Linked DNA regions of Homo sapiens: region 1 is linked to region 2. A link is an interaction called in ENCODE POLR2A ChIA-PET data of the cell type or tissue named here. Cell type or tissue: K562. All regions are shown on one strand. Each heading gives the region's core, and the rest is flanking DNA. Links, peaks and the distances in the headings are about the cores only. Region 1 overlaps ALPK3 (alpha kinase 3). Region 2 overlaps PDE8A (phosphodiesterase 8A).

The links. Peaks named below come from ENCODE experiments on the same cell type or tissue, not always from the same donor. Only the 100,000 strongest peaks of a DNase experiment are listed, where the experiment ranks them.
Region 1: POLR2A ChIA-PET joins it to region 2 with 5 read pairs; 3 of 35 experiments call an interaction of 5 or more read pairs at or near these places.

What each region holds. Positions count from the first base shown.
Region 1 is chr15:84,869,973-84,879,056 of GRCh38, reverse strand. It overlaps ALPK3 (alpha kinase 3), which reads right to left. Exons shown (of 14, transcript NM_020778.5): 14 at 5,578-9,084. Among named protein-coding and RNA genes, the nearest start is that of SLC28A1, 10 kb to the left of the region's middle. In K562, for the core only: no CTCF peak of the experiment used is centred there; no DNase peak of the experiment used is centred there; H3K27me3 peaks cover 1,101 bases.
Region 2 is chr15:85,021,814-85,026,813 of GRCh38, reverse strand. The region is part of intron 1 of PDE8A (phosphodiesterase 8A); the gene reads right to left. Among named protein-coding and RNA genes, the nearest start is that of PDE8A, 42 kb to the right of the region's middle. In K562, for the core only: no CTCF peak of the experiment used is centred there; DNase peaks (open chromatin) are centred at 1,996 and 2,633.

The DNA of each region.
Region 1 (9,084 bases), core at 2,144-7,143, 150 kb after region 2:
CCCTGGAAGTGGAGGTTGCAGTGAGCCGAGATTGTGCCAGTGCACTCCAGCCTGGGTGACAAAGCGAAACTCAATCTCGTAAAAAAAAAAAAAAGTCCAGTGGCCAGAGCGGTTGACTGGACACTACCTCAGCCCAGAAATCCATGTGGTCATGTCCTGTTGAAACTCTACCATGAGGAATGTGTCTCAAATTCCAGGTTGAGGGTCCTTCACCCTTGTGTGTGCTGTGTCCCCTGAGGCCCTTTGGAAATAATGAGAAAGGGCCATCTCTGAACCCCATCAGTTCTGAGATCAGACAGTGCCTCATGGGAAGTGAGTTTCCAGGGCCTCTGGGTGTCAGTAGGGGGCGCCTCCTGTCCAGAGGTAGCTCCAGCCCAAACACCAAGAGCCTCTTCAAGACAGACACTGCCATCCCACTGAATTCCAGACATCTTGCATCCGCCACTGAAACTTAACAACGCAGCTCAGATTTGCCTTGGTTGAGAGGGACCCAATCCACTAAGGCAGCTCCTGAAGCAGAAGGAGGTGGTTGGAGTCGCTCTGCTGGCCTTTCCATTTTAAGAAAGGTCCAAATAATGGACCAGCAAAGGAAGTTGAACAGAAGCTCACCACTAGACAGGCTTGGGGAGACCAGAGCCCAGGAAGCCAGAGGCCAACCCCGTTGTCCCTCAAATCCCACCAATTACAAACAAGTCATTCTTGTTTTTCCACTTCTGGTAGCAACTTCTTTTTTTTTTTTTTTTTTCTTTTTTGAGACGGAGTGTCACTCTGTCACCCAGGCTGGAGTGCAGTGGTGCGATCTTGGCTCACTGCAACCTCCGCCTGCTGAGTTCAAGCAATTCTCCTGCCTCAGCCTCCCGAGTAGCTGGGACTACAGGCACGTGCCACCATACCCAGCTAATTTTTTGTATTTTTGGTAGAGACTGTTTCCCCATGCTGGCCACGCTGGTCTCGAACTCCTGACCTCGTGATCCTCCTGCCTTAACCTCCCAAAGTGCTGGGATTACAGGCATGAGCCACTGTGCCTGGCCTCTGGTAGCAACTTCTATACATAAAATAGATAATAGATACATAGATGATAGATCTTAAAATATCAATATAGGTACTATTTTTATTAATTTACTTATCTTCTATCTATCTATCTATCTATCTATCTATCTATCTATCTATCTATCTATCTATCTATCTATCATGTATTCATTTACTGTTGCCCAGGCTGGAGTGCAGTGGCGTGATTATGGCTCATTGCAGCCTGAATCTCCTGGGCCCAAGTGATCCTCCTGCCTCAGCCTCTCAAGTAGCTGGAACTACAGTCACACGCCACCACACCTGGCTAACTTATTTTTTGCAAAGACAGGGTTTCACTATGTTGTCCAGGCTGGCCTCAAACTCCTGGGCTCAAGTGATCCTCCTGTCTCAACCTCCCAAAATGTTAGGATTGCAGGCATGAGCCATAGTACCCAGCCTTTATTTTCAACTTTAGACATTATCTATTGACTCTCTATATAACAAAGATTTAGCTTTATATTACTATTCTCAGTTCTTCTCCTCATAATATTCCACTGGGGATTAATTATTCCTCCTGTGTCGGCTGGCAGGGCAGAGCAGAGAGCTGGAGGAGCCTGTTTCGATGACATCCTGGAGCTGCCGTGCCAGCCCTGGGTGGACCAGGTACAGATCTCCTACTGCCTACAGACTTCATCCTGAGGAAGAAATAACTTTGTCTTATTTAAGATCACTGTCATTCAGGGCTCTGTGATTTCCTGTTGTGGCTGATACTGGCTGATACACACTGCTCTTACGATTTTTGCAAATGTTCTTCCATGACCTGGCCCTGCCTCTGAGCCTCGGCTTGCAACACCTCTTATTCCCCAGGTACGAGCTTCCATCCCTTGCCTCTCAGTAACCAGGCTGGAAGCTCTTGCACCAGTTGTTTCCTCAGCCTGGTATGCTCTTCTCCTTCCACTTCCTCTCACCAACATCCTTCCTCCCATCTCAGCTCAAATGTGAAGGCCGGGCGCAGTGGCTCATGCCTGTAATCCCAGCACTTTGGGAGGCCGAGGCGGGTGGATCACTTGAGGTCAGGAGTTGGAGACCAGCTTGGCCAACATGGTGAGACCACATCTCTACTTAAAATACAAAATTAGCCGGGCATGGTGGCACACGCCTGTAATCTCAGCTACTTGAGAGGTTGAGGCAGGAGAATCACTTGAATCTGGGAGGTGGAGGTTGTAGTGAGCTGAGATCGCACCACCGCACTCCAGCCTGGGCAATAAGAGCGAAACTCCATCTCAAAAAAAAAAAAATGTCAAGCCTCAGAGAGGCTCCTAAGCCCATCTAAATTAGGTCCCGTCCCCGGCTGGCATTATCTCCTATTCTTCTGCTTCACAAGACTTCATACTTACATATTTGCCATTAATACATTTTTGCTGTGTTTTTAAATGTTTGTCTCCCCCACTAGACTGTAAGCTCCATAAGGGAGGAATCTATGTCTGTTTTGTTCACTCTCATGAACACAGCAAATATAATAGGCAGTCTATAAATATTAGAAAAAAAGGATTGTAAAAAAAAAAAAAGAGGTATCTTAGTTCAGAGAGGTTAAGCAACAAGCTCAAGTTCACACAGCCAGCAAAGCAGGATTTGAACTGAGACTTGTCTGACTTGTCCTAAGCTCACCAAATCTGAGAATTTGCATTTTCTTGAACCATTCCCTTCAGAAGAAGAGGAGAATTGACTATCAGGTAAACACAGTGTCCAGTCTATTGGATGATTAAATTTCTCATTGAAAAGAAATTTTAATTTTTTTTTTTTTGAGACAGAGTTTCTCTCTCTTGCCCAGGCTGGAGTGCAGTGGCACAATCTTGGCTCACTGCAACCTCTGCCTCCCAGGTTCAAGCGATTCTCCTGCCTCAGCCTCCCGAGTAGCTGGGACTACAGGTGCGTGCCAGCACGGCCTGCTAATTTTTGTATTTTTAGTAGAGACGGAGTTTTGCCATGTTGGCCAGGCTGCTCTCAAACTGCTGACCTCAGGTGATCCACCCACCTCGGCCTCCCAAAGTGCTGGGATTACAGGCATAAGCCAGCGTGCCCGGCCAAATTTAATTTTTTAAATAGAGACAGGGTCTCAAACTCCTGGGCTCAAGTGATCCTCTCACTGAAAATTAGCAAGGTGAGGGGGGAGGAGGGAGGGATAGCATTAGGAGATCTAATGTTAAATGACGAGTTAATGGGTGCAGCACACCAACATGGCACACGTATACATATGTAACAAACCTTCACGTTGTGCACATGTACCGTAAAACTTAAAGTATAATTTAAAAAAAAAGAAAATTAGCAAGGTGAATTCTTCATGCTTAAGTTCCATTTTACTGTAAATTTAACCAGAATGAGATAGCCTCCCTGAGTGATCAACTCAGGGGTATGGGAAGTATCAAGTTACAAAACTAAAACCCAGACCCTGCCCTGGGGTAAATTTATCAATTTAGTGCCACTCATCAAGGCCTCTTGGGTCCCAGCCTGAAGGCCTCTCCATGGTGATAACCCTTGTGCTGAGAGCCATCTTTCACATTTCCAGTGGCTGCTCTCTGGGGTCGGAATGAGCTAGGACTCTCTTACTTCGTATTCTGTGCTAACAGTTTTCCCGGTAACATTACCACCCCCCTCCGGTTTTTGTTTTTTTTTTTGGTTTTTTGGTTGGTGGTGGGTGGGCAGAAATCACCCCTCTTTCCCACAGTACCCCTGCTGCCCCAGGCCTCAAGGATACATGTAACTCAAGCCAGGCCAATCAGATTCTCTTTCTTGAGTAGAGACACACAGTAACAAAAGGCAGTTGGGATTGAGTCATGAGAAGGGTGCACTTAGGGTGATGGTCAGCAAGTTCCTCAGGCCAAAGTCCTCAGAGCTGCCCTGGTTACCATTGTACCCTAGGCTTGTCATTCAATTCTTCTTTCAGACCAGTGGGTTACCCTGGCATCCTTTTGTTCTTACTTAAGTTAGAGCCAGTTTATTGCTGGCAGTCAGAGAACCGTAACTGATGGTGACATTCATAGGGAAGATGTTAAAGGACATGGACTCTCTCCTTTTCCCAGGAAATAAGAGGGGTTTTTGGAATTGGTTATGGAGGTAAGATAGGGTGAAGAGCATTGAAACTCCTGTTCCTATTCAGGGATGGGAAAGTAGCAGCCTTTGTACATCACTGGATACTTTTTAAAGCTAGACGATGGGGTGGGCACAGTGGCTCACGCCTGTAATCCCAGGACTTTGGGAGGCTGAGGCAAGCGGATCATTTGAGGCCAGGAGTTTGAGACCAGCCTGGCCAACATAGCGAAGCCCTGTCTCTACTAAAAATACAAAAAAAAATTTAGCAGGGCGTGGTGGTGGATGCCTGTAGTCCCAGCTACTCAGAGGCTGAGGCATGAGAATCACTTGAACGCAGAGGCAGAGGTTGCAGTGAGCCCAAGAGTGCGCTACTGCACTCCAGCCTGGGTGACACCCTGTCACACATGCAAAAAACGAAGCTAGAGGATGATCATTAAAATCCTCCCACCTCAAGGCATGGAACGAAATTCAGGACCTTTCTATTACTGGGTAGAAATTCCCTTATGGCTTGGAGCCATTGAGTTTGTTTAAAAACAAACCCAGAGTCTGATTCTGCAAAACTGCTAGATTCACCACCAATCGAATTCATAACCTCATTCGGTTTCAAAAAAAGGTGGCATCCTGTCAGCTGGATTAATGACATCTGGGAGTATTCAAAGGACATAAAAAGGACAACCCTCCAGAAATATTTCCTTCCTACCTCCACTACCAGGAAAGGTGTACCTCTCTCTTGCAGAAGAAAGCAAACACTTTCCCCATCATTCTCAGCAAAATATCACAAGGACAGAAAACCAAACACCGCGTGTTCTCACTCATAAGAGAGAGTTGAGCAATGAGAACACATGGACACAGGGAGGGGAACATCACACACCGGGGCCCGTCAGGGGGTGGGGGGCTGGGGGAGGGAGAGCATTAGGAGAAATATCTAATGTAGATGACGGGTTGGTGGGTGCAGCAAACCACCATGGCACATGTATACCTATGTAACAAACCTGCACGTTGTGCACATGTATCCCAGAACTTAAAGTATAATGATAATAATAAAAGAAAGCAAACAGTTTCCCTCCTGCCCCACACCACATGTTATACCACTAACCAGAACCCACACTTAGCATAAGCCAGGGGATGAGAGTCTTAATCAGATCAGGAAAGAGAAGAGTGATATTCTGAAGAAACTGCATGAACTGGCAAATATATTGTCAAAAAATATAGGGTACATTGGTGGACTTTTTTTGTTTTTTGAGACAGGGTCTCACTGTGTTGCCCAGGCGGGAGTGCAGTGGCGTGATCTCAGCTCACTGCAGCCTCCGTCTCCTGGCCCAAACAGTCCTCCCACCTCAGCCCCCTAAATAGCTGAGACCACAGGCATGAACCCCCACGCCTGGTTAATTTTTTTTTTTTTAATTTTGTAGAGATGGAGTCTCCCTATGTTGCGCAGTCTGTGGTGGACCTTTTAAAGGCTGTATGACCAAGATATAATTTTGGTTCAGGTTGTCTTTATTGATATGTTCACTCACCAGAGATTCTACATTCTACGTAAAAGCTCAAATCGCCAGATACTGTTATTACTATTTTAGGAGGGCTTGGCTAATACAAATCTGGACCAAATGTTGGCCCATGCTAAATTATATCAAAAGACCAAACATCCAAGAAAGGCAGGAATTCAAAGATTTCAGAAGATAAAAATGCTTGATTGGGTCCCTGGCATGCACCCAGCCCATCAACCCCCTCACTGCCCTCTGGCAGGACCCAGAAGATGAGCTCCCTTCTTGCCACGAGAAATACATTCACGAGGCTCTGCTGATTTTCCTCTCTAGGCCTGGGAGGCTGCTTGAAAGAGCTGCTGTGAACGTGGGCTCCCTGATCTCAGCAACAGAGATAGACAGAAGGAACAAAATAGGGCGCTCATCGTAAGGGATAGGGCATGGAAACCAGACCTCGAGCTGTGGGTCCCAGGAATGAAAAAGGCCAGACGCCCCTAAGATATGGCCTAGTAATGACCTTAACTAAAGACTTCTGGGCCAACAGTTCTGTCTCAAGTGCCAAGGTAAAGTCAAGATCTCCCACTTGATTTCCAGACCTTAAATGGAGAGGAAGTCAAATGTATTTTTGAAGGAAAAACTTATTTTAACACTTAGATGCATGTTGTGAACCTTCCTTGCAGCCTTCCCCAAAGAGGTCTGTATCCATTCATCTGGGACTACAGAAGGGACGGGAAATTGGCAGCTGCCCAGTGCCTTGGTCAAACATATGTGAATCAGAGTGGGAGATAAATCATGTGAAAATGCCAAGGTCTGCCCCTTCTATAAAGTTCTGGGGTTGAGGGATCTGTTTGAGGTCAGAATGTTTCCTTCACAATGTAGGACAAATGACTGTATGTCGAATCCCTCGCCACTAAGGCCTAATTCCATGCAATTTATGCCACTTTGGGGCATCTTGTTCTAACCCATTTACCAACTGACCTAGAAGACTGCCAGCTTTGGGGTGGGCCTAGAGCAGGCGAAGGCATTGCAGCTGGGAAAGTCTTTTGTGCAGCCGACGCTGCCATCAGGCCACGTGACCTGGCAGGTCAATGGTGCATGAGGTGTCTTTCCATGGGTGGCATACCGCGGAGCCATACATAGCTTGCGGTAAGTCCTGACAAGAAAATATGATACGGGAACCCAGGATTTGGAGCCAAGTGATGCTCTGGCCAAAAAGTAACCATTATCCTTGTACAAAATGCCCTTCTGGCTCACCACTGGGCTCTGGGAGAGCCTGAACACTTGGCCCTGGCACACTTGGTGGCCATGCTGCCCCTCGTAGTGTTATCTGACCGCCTAGCCATAAAGTCTGGCATGGCCAGTGCGTTCCATTATCAACGGTACACTGTCGCTCCAGGCTAAGGCTCTGAAGGCACCAGTGGGTCGTGTGTGGGTAGCTCACTCACTGTCCAGTGTTTTCACCTGTCTACACCTGTGGCTCTGAGAGGGGCAGTAATTTGTCTTGGCCCTTTTGGGCCCTTGTTCTGGATTTGGATTTGCTTTTCTAACCCATCATGCCTCTCCTGCCATCAATATCCATGGAATTCTCAAATGCCATAAACATCATGTGACCTCCTCACATACTGCACCCAACCAGAGAATTCACTTTACAGCTAAAAGAATAGTAACGGGTTGATGGGCAGGCATTCACTCATCTTGTCAGGAACCCACAAACCAGCAGCAGCTGTCTTGAGAGGGTGGTGAAATGGTTTGTTGAAAATTCAACTATGGCACCAGAAACAACACCCCGAGAGGCTGGGTCAGGCCTGCAGGAGGCAGCATGCGCTTGGAGCCGGCAACCATACCTGGCGCTGTTTCTCCTTCAGGGATAGGACGCAGTGTGGACATGGCCCTGCTATTGCTAGATCTCAATGCTTTTCTCATACCCGAGGTTTAGGTTTGGGACTGGGCTGGCGTGGAGAGTTTAGTCCCCCAGCAAGGAGCACATCCTCAAAGACGTAGTAGCTATTCAACTGAACTGGAAGCTGAGGCAGCCACCAGGCCACTTCAGGCTCATTATAAAGAAGTCATCGGAGTATCTAGAATGATGAACCCTATCAAGGGAAAATATGATTGCTGCTACGTAAAAGAGGGCAGGAGTAGAGATGGACATGGGGGGATTCCTGGAGTTTGTCCTGGGACTGCCAGTCCAATAGTAAATGCCTGTCACACAGGTAGGACCACTAATGAGCTTCAGAACTGAAGGTTTGGGTCCCTCCACCAGATCAAAAGTCCATCATCATAAACATGAGTTCTCATGACCAGTTCTAGAAATGGACTGTAGACTTTACCCATTCTTCCATTCTTGCTGGGTTATACAATTTTGGTTGAATATGGTTAATTTTACCAGTTAATCTACAGGTTGTAGAATTTCAAAATGGAATTGTGATAAAACTGAAAGAGGGAGATTATCCCTAATGACACTGGACTTTGGAGAATAGAAGCCGTGTCATTACCCCTGGAATTCGAAGTTAGATATGATCTTGAATTCCCTAAGCAGAGAGAAATGTGGTTTTGGTTACCTGTGGGAGAGTCGTCATACGTGAGATGGGAGAACAGCACGTGTGTTAGAAGCATCTTCAGGGTTTACCTACCAAACCCTTTCCACCCTTCCGTACTCCACCATTCCATGTGGCAAGAGTCCGCATCTTTTGGAAGACTGCCCCCCTCCCACTCTATGAAGCCCTGAGCTCCAGGCCAGGTTCTTTCACTTGGAATTTGAATCTTGAGTGGAAGGGGACCCACTAGAACCAATGGCAAGTTGGTGTTGATCTGCCAACCGCAGCAGCTCCTGGGAGGCAAGCCTCGTAGTTGCCCCAGCTCCCACCCTTCCCAGGGCCAATTAATTGTTCAGCTATTCTTTTGGTTTTGTGAGCTATCCCAGCATCCTTCCCATGAACGCTTTTTCCTTGCTTAAGTTGGTCCAAGTTCATTTCTGTTGGTCAAAACTCAAGAATCCTAACAAGTAGTCTCTCCTGAGATGGCCTCATACATCTTTGCCTCCAAACAGCTGCCAGCCCAGGGTCTGGCATAAAGTAGCACTCAGTATATGTCTGCTGAATGAGTGGGTGAATGAATAAATGAATGAACAGTACTCCAGCTCTCAGTTCACCAAAGTAATCTGGGTATACAGGCTGGGAGAGGTGGGGACACACTGGGGCAGAAGATGTGGAGTCACCTGAGCACAGAGGAGGTAGAGAAGTCAGAGATGTTACCATAGAGGGGAAATGTTAGGCAAGGGGAGGTTCCGGGTGGGGGTGGGAATGAAAAGCTTCTCTGCAGCTTGAGAAGCAGGAAATGGTCAGCAAGTAGCTGAGAGGCAGGTGCTGGTGGGCTCCTGGGCTGGTCTTGCTGTAGCCAGAGACACAGGGCGTTTCCAGAGCCCCCAGCTCTGTGCTTCCTTCCTGGGTGGCTTCCTTTGTGTTCCTCTTCTGAATGAAGAGCAATTCCAAAGGCGTAAGTC
Region 2 (5,000 bases), core at 1-5,000:
GTTTTATTTTTTAAATTTAGTTTTTTTGTTTTGTTTTGTTTTTTGTTTTGAGACAGGGCCAGGCTGGAATGCAGTGGTATGATCACAGTTCACTGCAGCCTCAAACTTTTGGGCTCAAGCATCTATCTTGTTTTAAAATGAACTTGTAGTAGTTTTAAAAACAGCCACAAATCTTTTGACTCTCTACCCATTGAGAGATGGGGATATAGATCTCCATCTCTCTATCTCCACCTCCCTTGAATCTGTGCAGGCTTGAGATAGCATCCACAAATCCGGAACAGAAGTGATGCCATGTAACTTCAGAGGCAAGGTTATCAAATGTCCTTGTTCTTTTGGAACACTGGCTCTCTAAATGCTTCCTCTGGGGAACCTCTCTCTTGGAACCCAGCCACCACACTGTGAGAAGCCCAGACCACATGGAGAGTCTACATGTAGGTGTTCTGGTCATTGGTCCCAGCTGATTCCACTAGCCTTCAAGGCACCCCAGCCCAGACATCAGATGTGGAGTAAAAGAGCCTCCAAATGATCCCAACCCCCAGCCATCATGGAACAAAGACAAGCCACCTCCCATTGTACCCTGTCCAATTCCTGAGCCACAGAATCCATGAGCATAATAAACGGTTACTGTTTAATGTCACTAAGTTTGGGGTGGTTTGTTTCACAGCAATTTAACTGGAACAATAGTGCTAGGCATAATCTGCTAAACTGATGTCATGACCCATTAGCAGGCAGTTTGACAAACACGGGTTCAGAGGTCACTAATTCCATATTTGAAGCCTGGCACTCAACAGTGCTGAGTTTCCACTATTGAATCTGTGCATATTCATACAAGTTGAAATTTTTGCAACTAGGGATGGATGGGATGGGTGTAGTGGGGTAAAGCAGATTACAGAGTGTTTTGCCCCATATATATGGTCAGCATCAAAAAGGCGTGAGACTCACTGGGACCAAACCTGAAGCTCAAAGGTGGGCCACATTGTTCTGGCCCGAGTCTCAAGGTGTTCCTGGCTTCCTAAGGATAACCTGATGTCCTTGTGCCAAAGCAGACACTTAAAGACTCCAGTGCCTTACAAAGACTTTTTGGTCTAAAGGTGGCCTATGTACCTCTATCCACTTCAACACTGTCAGCCCTCACTACAGTTTCAGGTTTTTCTATTAATGAATAACTTTCATCTAAATATAAACTCAGATTAATCTGTTAAGGATTAGCAGTCTAAAAAAGAGGGGGGATGATAAGAAGCATTTCTGGTAGATGGAGAGCATCCAGCAGGCCTGGGCCCAGAGAATTTAAGTGTAATTGGTTAACTGGGCTTTGGGTTTCTTTCTTTAAATGTCACTAGTTACGATAATAACATAGTACTGCCTGCCCCCACACCCCCTACCCACCCCCCTGGAAAAAACAGGAAATTCATGAATAGGACAGGACTCCCAGGAAAAAACGCCTGGGAATGGGGGCACTGAGGAAGCCTCCCAAATGAAAGGGAAGCTCTTCAAGCACCTCAAGAAAGTAGGTCACTTCAGGGAACTGGCTTCAAGGGAGTGCCCCTTAAAAGCAAAGTGATCCAGTTCAAAGGGGTAGTGGGAGTAAGGGTTGGGGGAGCCTCAAGTCAAAATTCAGGTGACTTCAAAAAAACAGGTCTGATCCAGGACTTATGGTGGCCTTAGGATGTGAAGAGCATAGTTATATTACATTCTTGGTGACCACAAAAGCAAGAACAAACAATTCTCAGTCTGAAACAGTGAAAGAAAAGGTTTATCTGATTTATACACAGCATGTTTGCTCCAACCCATAATGGAAAAACACCAGATAAATCTAATTTGTTTGTTTTTAATCTGGATATGCTGTTGTTCAATGCACTTTTTAATGTGTAATGCACACAGATCATTGAGTTTCTGAAAAACTGTATCTGGAGCATTGGTAAGCTAAAGCCGCTGTTCAAAAGAATGACTAACAACCACAACAGCAGCGGCAGCCCCATTAACACATCTGAGCCAACAAACACCAGCATGAGACACACTAGAAGCAGAGAAACTAGAATGAACAAGTCCGAATTTTTGCCTGGCACATAGGTCACTCAGTAAGAGTCAATAGGGGAATGAAATGCATGGGCAAACTACTGGGAAATTTTGGGCAGCTAAGGAAGACTAAGAACAAAGAAGTTTCTTTTGACCCCCTCTGCTGAGGGTAGAGAAAAGCAAAAGGGAAGTTAATGTAACAAAAAGCCTACGCAGTAGGAGTAATAGAGGGTGAAAAGAAAAAAAAAAAGCCTAAGCAAGATGAAAGACTGACTGGCCCACATAGAAATTAGTTGGTCACTAAAAGAGAAACAACCTGCATGGAACTTGGCTAAGGCCAAACTAAGAAAGGGGCTTGTAACTTCAGAAAAAGATTCAAGATGAGCTGACAAAAGAAAGTCACCTATTAAGGAGAGAAATTACAAACTAGACCAAATTCACTTCTTAAATGGCAATTTCATATAGTTCAACCAAATATATGCCAGGTACTGTGCCAGGGATGCAAAGATACAGTCCCTGCTTTCATCAAGGAAGTTATGGTCTAGGGGAGGGAAGGACAGCAGACGATGATATGGTATGATACCTGCTAAGTTAGAGATAAGCATAAGGAACATAGGGACAGATAGACGGATCAGAGGGTTCAAGAAAGATTTCCCGGAAGAGGTGATCTCAGAGCTCAGTCTTAAAGGGCCAGCAGGAGTTAGCCAGGTAGAGAAGGTAGGCAAGGGAGCTACAGGAAGAAGAAATACAAGCAAAGGCCCAATGACCAACTTTTTTTTGGAAATCTGAGCAAATTCCACTCTTCGTAGCATCAAGACATCTTTGGAGGCTGTGGACAGCCAGTTCCACCAAACCTCCAGGTCCAAACCATCCCTGATCCCTTGGCAACCAAAATGCCATCTTTTAAGTGTGTTCATGCCATCTGGCCTCAATACTTCATTCCTGCTCAACTCTCCCTCCTTCCCTGAACACTTGGAACACTGTCATCCCCCCTCCACCAATGTCCTCCCATCAACCTGGTGGTGTCAATGTCCACATAAATAACCCATCCACCAATTTCAAGTTTTCTCACAACCCAGTGATCTTCACCTTACCCTGCTCCACTCCAGCCCCTCATCAGCCAGAACTGTCCCATGATGAAAATGCTAAACTCCAATATTCTACTCTCTAATATTCCTATGCTGCTAGCAATCTTGAACCTAATTCCTCCTCCAATAATTCTCTGACCTTCTCAAGACATTCACTCTTTTACCCTCTCTCCAATCCCACCTCCCCAGTTCTGTATAGACCACCATGGAGTCATAAACCACGTCTCCAAACAAAGTCCAACCCTCTTGTCCCACTCTCTGTTCTCCTACCTCCCTGGCCTTCCCACCACAATATGTGGCAAAGCCCCATCCCCAACCAACCCAATTATTTCCTATGCTTCTCCACCTGAGCTGATAACCACTGCGGGAGAAAAATAACAGAGCCTTGCAGACTGAGGCCACCAAGAATTCATGGTCTCTACCACCAGAAGCCTAGAAATCCTTTGGTGAACCCCAGACAATGCTCTTATTCCCCACAACACTTTCCCTATTCAGCGACGTCCTCAAGACGTGTACCTGCTAACTCTTAGGACATAATCTCACTCCTATTTCACAAAGCAAAATGAGGCAATTAGGGAACAACTCCTTCAAATGTTTGCCTACTCATAACCTGAAAAACAGTACTGTTCCCTTCCCTTCATTCCTTCCAACTTCCTCCTGAGTGTCCGTTCTCTTGCCAAGAGCTAACCCCATTACCTAGGTCTACCTTTTCAGGGAAACTCCCTTAACAGTCCCCTCTGTCTTGATCGTTAATCTCTCCTACTGACTCTGTCCCTTTAGCATGTAAACATGTTCATATATCTTCATCTTCCATTCAACAAAATAAATATTCTCTTGATCCCATTAGATATAAATCTGGCTAGGTCCGGTGGCTCACGCCTGTAATCCCAGCACTTAGGGAGGCCAAGGTGGGCAGATCATCAGAGGTCAGGAGTTCGAAACTAGCCTGGCCAACATGGTGAAACCCTGTCTCTACCAAAAATACAAAAAAAAAATAGCCAGGTGTGGTGGCATGCACCTGTAATCCCAGCTACTCCGGAGGCTGGGGCAGGAGAATTGCTTCAACCCGGGAGGCAGAGGTTGCAGTGAGCTGAGATCACGCCACTGCACCCCAGCCTGGGCGACAGGGGTGACAGAACAAGACTCCATCTCAAAAAAAAAAAAAAAAATTTTGCATATATATGACACTACCATGCCATAGCCCCTTCTGAAAAATGCCGCCTTGCCTGGTTTATTCTAGTTAATATGATCTATGTCAGACATTACAAAAAAAAAAAAAAAAACACTTCCAATACCCAGACAAAGCTGCCTGGGTGGACTGGTGCTAGAGCTAGAGAAGAGCAGACAGGCAGAGGCAGGGTGCCCCGTCCAGCATGGGTGAGAACTCGACCCATCCAGGTCCTGTCCAAACAGATATAACAAAATGTGAAGCACCCATGTCTTTGGACCAATGCTGAGATCTAGCTGCCCTTTTCTACAAAGCTGCTGTACATCTCAGCTGAAAAGAACTAAGACAAACCCCAAATGGCTGAATAACAAGCTGTCAAAACATGCTACCCATGAGTTAAAATTCACCATTTGGCAACTATCCGTGGTATTAGCTATTTCAGACAAAAATGACCAATGAATGTTAAAACTAGTTGGTGAAAGCTTAATGATTAAGAGAATTTGTATATAGTCTTAAAATACTTCCCCATAAGATATTTATTCATTTCAAAGCAGAAAATACTAAGGAAACCTGGCAGGCACCACCTTAAGTGATCACAGTGAAAATCACCAGTAATGGAACAAACAGATGGAATGTGCCTTCTGATATGATGCAGTAAGGAGGACACGCAACCTCCCTTTTGTGGTATTCCCGCCAAACGTGCACAGCCTGAATCTATCACAAGAAAA